Regions from separate parts of the Homo sapiens genome. Here region 1 is linked to region 2. The links are chromatin contacts, found by Hi-C or POLR2A ChIA-PET in ENCODE. All regions are on one chromosome and are shown on one strand. Each heading gives the region's core, a stretch centred on a gene start or an enhancer-like site at or near the end of the contact. The rest is flanking DNA. Distances are from core to core; before and after follow the strand shown. Region 1 holds the start of PTK6 (protein tyrosine kinase 6). Region 2 holds the start of KCNQ2-AS1 (KCNQ2 antisense RNA 1).

Region 1 (5,906 bases), core at 961-3,460, 89 kb before region 2:
TGGCCCCCGGAGACCCTGCCCCCCACCCTCCTGGGAGCCCAGGTTGGCAGCTGTGCCCAGAAGGCTTTCGGGGACAGAAAGTTTGGAGACAAGTTCAGGCCTGACTGAGTCCTTGTCCCCTAGAGTTGGGGTCAGCTCTGTACCTGCTGAGCCGAAGTGCTGATGGCTGCCGTCCACAGGCCCCGGCCAAAGCCTGGCTCAGGAGGGAGCTAAGAGATGAGACTCCCGTGTGCAGAGACAGGTGGCCCCGGGGAAGGAAGAGGCCACTCGGAGGCTCCGAGAACGGAGGCAGCGCGGGGGCTTCCTGGGGCCCGTGCATCGGAGGAACAAGGCCAAGCGGAGGGAAGCAGCAGGAACCAGGACCCCTGCAGATGGTGGAGGCAAGAGGCTTTATCTGAGCCTTTGGGACCCTGGCCACCTGCCCAGCTCCATCTGCATGGGAGAACCTAGGGGAGGGGCTGGTTCTGGTACCTGGGCCCACTGAGGCCTTGAGCTGAGCTTCCAGTTCTGGCAGGTCCCCAGCACAGCAGCCTGGGGGCTCCTCTGGCACAGAAGGCCTCGCCCTCTGTGCTCTCTGCAGCCGCCACTGGGATTAAGGGGACCAGGTGTGTCTGTGGCACCTGTGCCCTCCTAGGCATCTCGCCAGCCACCAGCTGAACAGGTTTGGTGCTCCTGGGTATCTGGGAGGGGCTGGGGACGTTCCTGCCTCCTGGTGTGGCTTAGACTGAAAGTCCTGCACGTCCGAACTCAGGGATACTCGAGGCTTCCTGGACATAGACTCACGGGCCCAGAGTCTGGCCGGGCTCTGAGGGACGCTGCCCGGCCAGGTGCCCCGGCACCCTCCTTCCGCATTCCCCACCCCCCACCCCTCCCCCTGCATCCTCCCCAACCGACCCCAGACAGAGCTGGGAGGGCCTGAGGGACACTGCCCAGGCCGGCACCCCGCTGCCCCTCCCCACCTTGGTCAGCGCTGAGCTGGGCTGCCCAGAAATCTATGAGCCTGTTAAATAATCCAGATTATTGTTCTTAATCTCAAAACAATGAGTGGAAGGTGCCATTATTTCTCTTTGCAATAAAAATAAAAGTTGAAATACGCAGTTTAGGGACTTTCCTTACCACCCCTTGCAGACTTTGAATTTCCCTTCCCGCCCCTTCCTGCCCCCTTGTGGCTGCCAGTCCAGGTCCCTGGGTTGGAGCTCCCGGGTGGACACAGTAGGGTCAGTGGGAGGGTGGGGCGGGGAGGGGCCTCCAGGGAGGGGGTGTCCCGAGTCTCAGGGGCTGGGGGGCAGGCGGCCGTCGGGTGCAGGTGGGGGTCACGGCAGGGCTCACTCAGGCATGAGTCGGGAGAAGGGAGGCCAGCTGGAAGGGGGCAGGGGTCCTGCGGGCTGGACAGGAGGAGGCAGAGGCTGGAGGCGGGAGGGGCTGCCTGGGAGGGACCTGTGGCCTTGGGCCCCAGCGCCATGGGCGCTTCCAGGCCGCACTCACGGTCCTTGCCTGCCCCCTGGCGTCCGTGTGGAGGAAGGCAGTGCCCGTTTCTTCAGCCGTGGGTGCCCCTGGCTCTGCCTCCCCGGGGATCCCCCAAAACCCTCGGGCCCTCCTCTTCCGGGAAGTCCTCCGGGCCGACCCACACAGCTGTCGCTGCCCTGATTCCACTCCCTCTTCCCTGCTTGGCCCTTACCCGAGGGCGGGCCTGCCCATGAGGCCGCTCTCAGGACGCCTGCCCACAGCAGCTCCTGACATTGGGCCCTGTGCTCAGGGGTGGAGTCTGGGGCTGGGTGAGGGCACCGACGGGTGGAGGGGAAGCTGCCGGAAGCGGGGAGAGAGGCGGCCCCCACCTGTGCCCCCGCAGCTCTGAGGGTTGGGAAGGCAGCGCCTGCAGCCCTCACCTTCCTGCCCTCAGGCTGCGAGGCTTGTTCCCAGAGGGCCGTTGGCTTCCCTGAGTGCCTGAGTGTCCATAAGTTGGACCCCCAAGAAGCCCCAACCGGGAGGTCCTCCTCCCCCTCTCCTGCGCTCAGGCCGGCCCTGGCGGTGCTTGCCCAGTGGGTTCCCATAGTGCGGGCGCTAAGTGCTCAGATGGGCCCCAGTGGGCCTGAGGACTTGTGGGGCCGGCTGGGCCCTCAGGAGGAGCCGGGGTGCTCTGGAGCGCCTGTGGGTGCTGGGTGTGGCTGCTTCCCGGCCTGTCATGAGGAAGTGGGACGGCCCGCCTGCCACGCCCAGCTCTGGGTGCTCCAGCTGGGCCACAGCCTGGTCCTGCCGCTGCGCCCGCCCGCCATGGTGTCCCGGGACCAGGCTCACCTGGGCCCCAAGTATGTGGGCCTCTGGGACTTCAAGTCCCGGACGGACGAGGAGCTGAGCTTCCGCGCGGGGGACGTCTTCCACGTGGCCAGGAAGGAGGAGCAGTGGTGGTGGGCCACGCTGCTGGACGAGGCGGGTGGGGCCGTGGCCCAGGGCTATGTGCCCCACAACTACCTGGCCGAGAGGGAGACGGTGGAGTCGGAACCGTGCGTGTCCTAGGCTGCTGGGAGCTTTGGCACAGGCCACCCTCTAGGCACAGGGGAGGGACAGGGCTCTGGGCTGCTCAGGGAGGCCCAAGAAGGTGGGGACCCCGGTTCCATCTTCCTGCACCCCAAAGTCCAGGCTGGGCATCCCGCTTGATCCTCCCTGCAGGCCCCATGCGCTGGCGCCCAGGAGTGCCCAGGACTGTCCCTGCGGGAGTTGGAGCACGGGGGTCAGAGGGCACGGCCCCTGCCTTGGGCTCATCCTTGTCACAGCTCGGGGGTGGACGCTGCATTGCCGGGACCCAGGGAGGACAGAGGGTCCAGGGTGGACTTCTGGGGCCCGGTGGCCAGTGACAAGGTCTGTCGGAGCGTTCCAGGGCCTTTGGGGGAAACGAAGCTTGAAGCTTGCCCAGTTTCCAAAGTGCCGGAACCAGACACACGACCTAGTTAGGGGAGCGGGCCGGCTGCCGGGCAAACTTCCTGCCTGCTGTGCCCTGCGGGGAACCAGACAGCAGCTGGTGTGGCCTGGCCCTGGCTTCCACAGCTGCCCGGAGCTCAGGCTGAGGAGGGTCACGCTCCTGAGATCCCGCGTTTCTCATCAGTGATTGGGCACCCACTGTGTGTGTGCGTGAGTCACAGGCTGTGTAGGGTTAGCTCCCGGGGGACCCAAGCAACAAGCAGGGGAGGCTGTAAAGAGGCCGTCGGGCAGGGGCCCATGGTGGAGACCCCTCTATTACGTGCAGACCCACGACCTCGTTAGCAGGGTCACGCGCAGACCCACGACCTCGTTAGTGAGCAGGGGTGCAGGGGTGGGGTCTGGCCGGAGGCTGGTCAGCTCCCAGGTGCAAAGACCCTGAGTCCTGAGAACTCGCCCAGGTGAGAAGTGGGGAGGAGGCCAGGTGAGGAGGGGGTGGGAGGCCAGGTGGGGGGGGGAGCGGGAGGCTAGGTGGGGGGGGCTGGAGGCCAGGTGAGGGGGGGCGGGAGGCCAGGTGGGGGGGGCGGGAGACCAGGAGAGGAGGGGACGGGAGGCCAGGAGAGGAGGGGGCGGGAGGCCAGGAGAGGAGGGGGCGGGAGGCCAGGTGAGGAGGGGGCGGGAGGCCAGGTGAGGGGGGGGCGGGAGGCCAGGTGAGGGGGGTGCGGGAGGCCAGGTGAGGACGGGGTGGGAGGCCAGGTGAGGGGGGGGCGGGAGGCCAGGTGAGGAGGGGGCGGGAGGCCAGGTGAGGAGGGGGCGGGAGGCCAGGTGAGGGGGGGGGCGGGAGGCCAGGTGAGGAGGGGGCGGGAGGCCAGGTGAGGAGGGGGCGGGAGGCCAGGTGAGGGGGGGGGCGGGAGGCCAGGTGGTTGGAGGGGCAGGTGGGGCAGTGCTTCCAGGTGTGCGGAAGTGGAGGGGGTGGACCCCAGGGGCTCCATGCTGGGCCGTGGTCTTCTGTGTGGGGTTTGTGTTCCAGTGACCTGAGGGAGTCAGACACACAAAGGGCGCAGGTCACCTGGAGCTTCTGCAAGCTCCACCTGGAAGTCCACAGTCCAGGGCTGGCCCACACCCCGCAGCCGGGAGTTAGTGCGCGCGAGTGGCTGTGTGTGCGTGCGTGTGAGCGTGTGGGCAAGTGAGCACACATGCGCGTGTGTGTTCAGGTGTGCGGGTGAACTGTGCGCATGTGTGGGGGTTTGTGACTGTGTGTGTGTGAGCGTGCGTCACACATGGGTGTGTGCAGGCAGCTCTGGGCAGCCATCCTGCTCAGCTGCCCTCCCCAGCTCCACCCTAGGCTCTGACCCCTAGACTCGGGCCACTCAGGGCAGGGTGTGGTAGCGCCTGCCCCTGCCCCCGCCGGGTCCTCAGGGGCCTGTCCTGGCCTTTCGGGACATTCAGGGCGTCTGGGTCAGCGACAGCTCCTGAGAGCAGCTGTGGTCAGGGCTGGGAGCTTGAGGTGGCAGGCAAGGGCGGCTGGGGTTCCAGGCGGGCAGGCTGGGGCCAGCGTGGGGTCCACGTGGGGTGGGCCCAGGTCCGCGTGTTCTCAGACTCCTCCCCTGCAGGTGGTTCTTTGGCTGCATCTCCCGCTCGGAAGCTGTGCGTCGGCTGCAGGCCGAGGGCAACGCCACGGGCGCCTTCCTGATCAGGGTCAGCGAGAAGCCGAGTGCCGACTACGTCCTGTCGGGTGCGGCCCCGGCCTCCGAGCCTGTGCTTGCCTGCGGGGGCTCCTGGCTCTAAGCCCTCCCAGCCACGTGGTGAACCCGGCTCGCTCTGGCTGAGACGGGGGACATGGGCTCCTCTCCAGGGAGCTCCCATCCCCTCCGCCCACCTGGCCCGCTCCTCCCTGGGGCCTGGGTCACTGGCTGCTAGGGTAGTCGTGGGGCAGGGCCCCTCCCTGGGAGGGCAGGGGCTTCTCCAGCCAGCCCTGCCCGAGGCACTCGTGGGAGGTCCTCAGCACCCATGGGAACCTCGCCCAGCATGAGACCTGAGCCTGGGGTGTGCGGGGCGCAGAGAAACCCCATCCCTGCCCCTGAGGATCTCAGCATGGCTGGGATTTTAGGCAGCTGCCATCCAGGCGGAGGCCACTGGCTGCCTGGCACGGGGGCAGGAGGGGCCAGAGAGCTTGGCCAGAGCGTGCAGGGCAGGAGGGAGCCGTTCTGAGGGAGGGGAGGCAGGGGTGGTACTGAGGAAGCACCAACAGCAACTGTGGGGACCCAGAAACTCTGCGCAGGTGTGGCCAGCAGGGCTGGGGACGCAGGGAGGCGTCGGAGTTGGGGTGGCCACACAGCTCACGCTCTCCCTCCCAGTGCGGGACACGCAGGCTGTGCGGCACTACAAGATCTGGCGGCGTGCCGGGGGCCGGCTGCACCTGAACGAGGCGGTGTCCTTCCTCAGCCTGCCCGAGCTTGTGAACTACCACAGGGCCCAGAGCCTGTCCCACGGCCTGCGGCTGGCCGCGCCCTGCCGGAAGGTAGCCGCTCCGCCCTGACTTGGTCACGCGGGGTCAGGCTGGGGGGTCACAGGCTGGCATTTCCTACTGGGAGAGGTTGGCCGGGCAGCATGGGAGGGGTCCTGACTCACTGACCTGGGGCCCACTGGAGGGAAGCCCATGGTTCTGCAGAGCACAGGTGTTTGCCTGAGTTGGGGGTGGGGCCAGGAGACCATCCCCGGGCCTGGCCACTCTCGGAGAGGCCAGCGGCACTCTGCAGGGTCCTGGCTCCGGTCTGTCTGGGTGTTTCATGCTGGGCTGGGGGCAGCCCCCAGGAGAGTCCACCCTTGTGTCAGACACTCAGAAACCCCCAACCCAGGCTGATCGTGGCCCTAAATCTGAGGCTAAATCCAGGCTCCCTGTGCTGGCTTCAGACTGGCACTTCCTGAAGGATGAGCCCCTGCCCTGTGTCCCCGACTCTTCCTCCAGCACGAGCCTGAGCCCCTGCCCCATT
Region 2 (6,075 bases), core at 3,576-6,075:
GGCCGAGTGCCCCCTGGCGACGGTGCCTCAGGGCCAGTGCCTTCGAGCTGGAAGCCGTGGGCCTGTGGCGGCGGGCGGAGGACTGGTGTCTCCTGGGGTGCCCGACACAGGGCCTTCCTGGTGCTGCTGTGCCGACGTCCACCGCGGGGCGGCAGCTGGATAGGGCAGGACCTGGCTGTGGCTTGTGGTCTTGGGGGTGGCGGGGAGGGGTGCAGCGTGGGGCAGGCTCTGGCTCTTGGACCCACCCGGCCTCCACACGCGGTGCTGCGCTTTGAGCTTCTCACTAGGCCCTGGACCCTCCCCTCAGCCTGCAGGGACTATTCTTCCTGGAAGCCCCCGCCCCAACCCCTGCCCCTGCAGCTGGAGCTCCGGCTGGCGCGTCGTCCCGGGCTGAGGCATTCTGGCTGGCCTGTGTGGAGGCTCCCAGTTCCCACGAGGAGGGTCCCGGTGGGGCCTCTCTCTGTGGCTGCAGGCCAGCTGGTGGGGTCCTGGGCAGGTGTGTGGCCTGGACCTGCCCTGGAGCCGAGCTGCCGGCGAGAGACCTGGCTCTCCCCACCACTGTCCTTCAGCATCAGTCAGGGTGTTCTGTGCCTGCACCGCTGAATCAGCCCGTTCCTGCTGCAGTCCCAGGCCTCTGGCCGAGGCCCCTGTGTCCTCTCCCAGCCCGTGATGCCCACTGTATGCATACACTCTGTATACACGCAGCTGCGCCATGGTGCCCGGCTGGTGGCCACGCACCTGCCTCGACGCTGCTGTGCAGGTGTTTTTCGGCATGAACACTTAGCTCAGCGGACTTCAAGTGAAGCTAGTGACCCTCTGCCGTGGGGGTGGGCGTCGTCCCAGCAGCTGAGGCCTTGAGAGCAAAGACTGAGGTTTCCGGAAGAAAAAGGATTTTCCTCAAGACCGCAACATGGAAGTCGTGCTGAGTTTCCAGCCTGCTGCCCTCAGCTCAGAGGCAGGCACTGGATTACAGCTTCTCAATGGCATGGAGCTGGGACGTCCTCGGGGTGTACGTGGGTAGAATCTGAACTTGGGCTCACGCTAGAGATGCTGACAGTTTTCACATGAGACGCTTTAAAATGTGGCTTTGGCCCCTGCGCCTTCATCTTTGGTTTGGGTGCTGGGCCAGAGCCTTCACAGGCACAGTTTCTGCCGCCGCTGCCTGTGGCTGAGCAGTGCCAGGCCTCAGTTGGCTCTGGTGCTGGAATGGGCAGTTGGTGGGGCTGACCTTGGCCGGGCCGCCTGTGCCCGAAGCCTCCACCTCTGCTTCAGACTGTGTGGTCCCGGGTGCTTCTGAAGCACGGCCGTGGTCCTTCCCGGGGCAGATCTTGGGAGGACCACCCTGTGCCCCGCCTTCCCTGCCCTGGACGCCCTGGGCCGTGCAGCAGAGGCCGCTGCTGGGGAGTCGGAAGGTGGAGCTATGGGGACTGCGCCTGCCCAGGCCAGAGGACTCAGGCTGCCTGGACTTGGGGGTCTCCAGCGAGTGGGAGGGGGGCTGCAGGGGGCCATGCTGGCCTCCCCACATCCAGAGGGTGTTCAGTGGGGAGATGACTGGGTCCGGGCAGAGGGAAGCCGTGGGGGTGTCCGTCGTGAATCGAGCCTGGAACAGCATGGCCACCCTCTTGTTCTTGGCTGAAGGGAGCTTGCCCAAGTCCCCAGGTCCTGGAGGCACTTTGCACACAGGATGGGCTTGACACGAGGTCCACGCGGGTTTGTGTCTTTCCACAGGGTCAGGCTTTTATTGATGCTGTTTCAATCACAAAAGCCACGAGCTACGTGGAGTCCCCAAGCAGGCAGGTTCTCCCTAGAGCTTCTGGGTCATGCTGCGGTCACGGCCACTCCATGTTGGTCAGTGTTGCAGACCGTATATTGCCGTGTGCTCATCTGGTCAAATTCCACTTTCCACCCAAAGCCAGGTTTAACATCATGAGGAAAAAGACACAAGACAGAGGGTTAATACCAGCCCAGAGGCCTGGCCTGGGCTGCTGCAGGTGACTGTGAGACAGCGGCGGTGAAGACAGAGGCCTCCAGGGAGAACTGAGCACGGAGGACTGGCTTGTGTGTGTCCTTATCTGGTTGGACTTGGTCTTCATTTTTTTGTTTGTTTGTTTCTTTTTTTTTTTTTTTTGGGACAGAGTCTTGCTCTATTGCCTAGGCTGGAGTGCAGTGGCATGGTCTCGGCTCACTGCAGCCTCCGCCTCCTGGGTTCAAGCGATTCTTCTGCCTCAGCCTTCCAAGTAGCTGGGATTACAGACCTGCGCCACCATGCCTGGCTAATTTTTGTATTTTTAGTAGAGACAGAGTTTCACCATATTGGCCAGGCTGGTTTCGAACTCCTGATCTCAAGTGATCTGCCCGCCTCGGCCTCCTCCCGAAGTGCTGATGCGTGAGCCGCCATGCATGGCCAGGTTTTCTTCTTTTTTGCTTTTTGGTTTTTAAACAGACATCTTATCCTTCTTGGTAGAGTGCCCTGTGAGACAAAATGGAGTCTTTTCCTAAGATGGAGTTAGTTATGCCAAGGGCTCTCTGCACAGGTCTGCCCTCCCCTGCTTCCAAGCCCCCGCAGCCTCGGCTCCACAGACGCTGCTCTGCCAGCTCTCACCTGGGCGCCTGCCACTCTTGTTCAACCTTGACCCCACCTTGACCCTGTGTGACCTCTGCGCTAGGGATCTCCTGGCTTCCCCCACCCCCAGCAGGTCTTCCCCCACCCCCAGCAGTCTTCCCCCACCCCCCAGCAGGTCTTCTGGGGCTCTGCCCCCAGGGGTGACTGCAGCGCCCAGTGCTGCCTCAGGGAGTCCTGGCCCTTGCATGGGGCAGCCACAGCGTCCCACACCTGGGGCAGCCCCAGGGCCCTGGGAGCGGGGGCAGGCATCAGTGCTGCCTTATTCCTGGAAGCCTAAAGCCACTTGGGGAGGGAGATCCAGCCCTGACCTCATGTGTGGTGGCCTTGCTGGGCCTCTGCGGCCGCCCTCGTCCGGCACGTGTGCTGGGCCGTGACCTCTGGAAGAGCAGCCAGGGTTTCGTCTAGGTCCCTCCGGAGCAGTGGGAAGAGGGTTTGGGGCACTTCGTCCCTTTGGGTGAGGGAGGGGTGGGGGAGGAGTGGTGGTGGAGGTGAGGGGCCTGTAAGTGAGGGACGGGGTGAGGCGGGGTGAGGGGCCTGTAAGTGAGGGAGGGGGTGAGGCGGGGTGAGGGGCCTGCAGGGGCAGAGGCAGTGAGCTCGTGTGGTGGCGGGCGGGTTCCAGGGGCGCAGGCAGCGCAGGGTTGTGTGCTGGGTGTGGGTGCTGGTGATGGCACTGATGGTGCGGGACGGGGTCTGCTCTGAGTGCTGTGTGTCAGATGTGGGCCCAATTACGTGCTCCAATTGCTGCCACCACCCAGTGGGCTGGTCCTGGTTTGGGGGCTCAGAGCCTGAGCCTGGGGTGATGGGGGCCCCGGGTTTGTGCCCGGATGGCCTGGCCCTGTCCTTCTGCCTCCGCGGCCAAAAGTCTGAGAAGTCTCCCTGCAGGCCGCAGACACTGGGGCTTCCCTCTTCCCTCTTCTCCCAGGAGCTCAGACGCTGGGGCTTTTCCCTCTTCTCCCGGGCTGTGGAGCTCGGCCTTTGGTGAGTCCCTCCTCTCTCTGCGGTGCTCCCCAGGGGCTCTCCCACAAGACAGTGAAGCCGTGAGCAGAGTGGGGTCCTCTTCCCACCAGGCACCACAGCCAATGCTGACCTCTGCTCCCCAAACCCTCCAGACCCTCCAGGCACTGCGGCCAACGCTGACCTGTGCTCACTAAATAGCTCCGCACATCGAGGACTTGTTTTTTCCTTTTTGATCCGTGGCAGCTTGTGTCACAGCCGCGTGGCTTGTCTGCCCAGGGAGGAGCTGTGGGTCAGAGTAGCATGTGGCCACAGCATGGTGGAGTCAGGCGTGGGCTCGCAGCAGGGACACACCGATGTCAGCTGCTCATAGCGTGAAAGGTCATGGTCTTTTATTTGCAAGGGGCAGAAAACAAATGCAAAGGGTTGTAAGGAATGGGCTTACATAACCTGGAAGTCCAAGGGGCTTCAGGCACAGCTGGATCCAGGTGCTCACATTATGTGTCTTAAGGCCTCTTCTCCCATCCTTCTGTGCTGCCTTCCTCATGACCTCATCTTCAGGCAGGTTTTCCTGTGCCCACCCGTCCTCCTGCCAGTGCCCCAGGCCTGCCTCCTCCTAGTTGGCAACCTTTGTGGGAAGGGGGTGTCTTATTCCTGGTAGTTCCAGCAGAGATTCTGGGGCCACCACTCGCTGGCCGTGGTTGGCCAGCCTCGATCCCATGAGCATCCCTGCACCCCCAGACTGGAAAGGAAATTGCAAGGCTGAGACAGGAGGGGTGGGTCTAGACAGGTGCTGTGATGCTCCGAAGCTCCAATGATGAGGGGGCGTGACCAGTCTGGAGAGACTCCCCCCCAGGATGCCCATGCCTGTGGCCAGTGCCCCGGCCCAGCAGGTCAGGGGTGGGCGTATCCGGGCTGGAGGGACTTCCCCCAGGATGCCCGTGCCTGTGCCCAGTCTCGGCCCTGCAGGTCGGGGCATCCAGGGAATATTTCCTCTGTGGGAGTGGGGAGAGGGGAGCGGGGACACTGCCCGGAACCCAGGCTGGACTGCAGCACTGCTTTGGGGACAGAGGGAAGGAGATCCTGAGTGTGGGGAATCTCCCTCCCTTGACACCCACCTGGATGTGGGCGCCGGGGAAGGGCTCGGGTTTGAGACACAGGAGGGCCCCACAGGCTCCGTGGCGGTCGTGTGGTGCCGCAGGGTGTGCAAGGTGATGGCGAGTGTGAAGACAGTACAGGGGCGCGGACACGGGGAAGCGGCTGCTCTGTGGCTCCGTCCCCGCCGGCTCCTGGTTCTGAGCACGGTTGGAACGAGAGGCAGCAACACGGTCAAGGTGAAGGCGTCTCTCACATTGCCTGGAATGAGGGCGTGTCCCACGCATGGCCTCCTTTATGGCTGTGACGAAGGACCTGGACGTTGGACACGTCCCCTTCACATCCCAGAACACCTGCGAAAAATGTAAATGAGACAAAGCATTTGCTTCCTGCGAAGTGGGTTTCTCTCTGGTGTGCATTCAGTGACTTCAGCACGCGGGAGTTGGCTTTCCTGCCAAAGCGGCAGCTTGAGGCTCTGGGTTGCACAGCTTTGCTCCCAGGAAGAGCTGGGAGATCTTCTATGTCTCTTCTATGTGGGTGGCCTTGTTGCAGCCACAAGCCGGGTTCCCGCGGCAGGGTCTTCGGGGGCTAGCGGGCTCCTCCTGTCTGCAGCTTCCTGGGGTGGGCAAGGGAGCAAGTGTAGCAGAGTCGCTTGTATCAGAGGAGAATGCAGGGCTGAGAAAAAGTCACGCATTTGGGCCGAGCATGGTAGCTCATGACTGTAATCCCAGCCCTTTGGGGGGCCGAGGCGGGAGCATCACTTGAGCCCAGGTGTTCGAGACTAGCCTGGCCAATGTGATGAAACCCCATCTCCACTAAAAAAATACAAAAATTAGCCTGGTGTGGTGGCACATGCCTGTAATCCCAGCAACTCTGGAGGCTGAGGCGGGAGAATTGCTTGAACCCGGGAGGCGGAGGTTGCAGCGAGCCAAGATCACGCCATTGCACTCCAGCCTGCGCGACAAGTGAAACTGTATCTCAAAACAAAACAAAACAAACAAAAACAAAAATACCCACATGCATTTGGGGGAATTTTGGTGGGGTGTGAACTTGAGCATCTGAGGGGAAATTGAAGAAGGATCAGTGAGTGAGGTAATCGCGTGGGACGTGAATGGGAAGAGCAATCATGGTGGAAGTCACTGGCGGGAGGAGGTGCCTGCAACCCGGGAGGAAGGAGAAACGGAGCCTCCTGGCAGCCAGGACGAGGCTGGAAAGAAGGTGATCCGAGGAGCTCCTGTTGCTTGGCTCCGGGTTTAACTGGCAGAGAGAAGCCCTCTGCGTTGGGGTCTGGAGGAGGTGGCCGAGAGTGAGGAGAGGGGAAGGCTGATCGGTGCCTTCTGCCCCAGGGGTTTTGCTTGTTCCTGTGTTTGTAGCAGTTGATGGGCAGGCCTTGCTGTTCCCAT

Evidence for each region. Hi-C counts contacts between places; a loop is a spot of excess contacts on that map. ChIA-PET counts read pairs that join two places held with the same protein, here RNA polymerase II (POLR2A). Pooled maps may share reads with other maps.
Region 1: a loop to region 2 is called in a map of MCF 10A, with 5 times the contacts of the local background. The contact joins the promoter of PTK6 here to the promoter of KCNQ2-AS1 in region 2. A Hi-C loop is called at or near these places in 11 of 168 maps with a recorded cell type or tissue (Calu3, MCF 10A, PC-3 and 6 more), 7 of 37 single-sample maps with no recorded cell type and 22 of 50 pooled maps. POLR2A ChIA-PET finds 5 or more read pairs at or near these places in 17 of 52 experiments (A549, BJ, Caco-2 and 13 more).

The regions. Positions count from the first base shown.
Region 1 is chr20:63,533,680-63,539,585 of GRCh38, reverse strand. PTK6 (protein tyrosine kinase 6) reads left to right here and starts at 2,210. Exons shown (of 8, transcript NM_005975.4): 1 at 2,210-2,501; 2 at 4,527-4,648; 3 at 5,271-5,434; 4 at 5,882-5,906. The coding sequence starts at 2,272. It overlaps SRMS (src-related kinase lacking C-terminal regulatory tyrosine and N-terminal myristylation sites), which reads left to right. Exons shown (of 8, transcript NM_080823.4): 8 at 1-1,097. RefSeq lists silencers at 1,152-1,421, 1,752-1,901 and an enhancer at 2,022-2,111.
Region 2 is chr20:63,447,191-63,453,265 of GRCh38, reverse strand. It overlaps KCNQ2-AS1 (KCNQ2 antisense RNA 1), which reads right to left and starts at 4,825. Exons shown (of 3, transcript XR_007067714.1): 1 at 4,696-4,825; 2 at 4,074-4,205; 3 at 3,876-3,966. The region is part of intron 1 of KCNQ2 (potassium voltage-gated channel subfamily Q member 2); the gene reads left to right.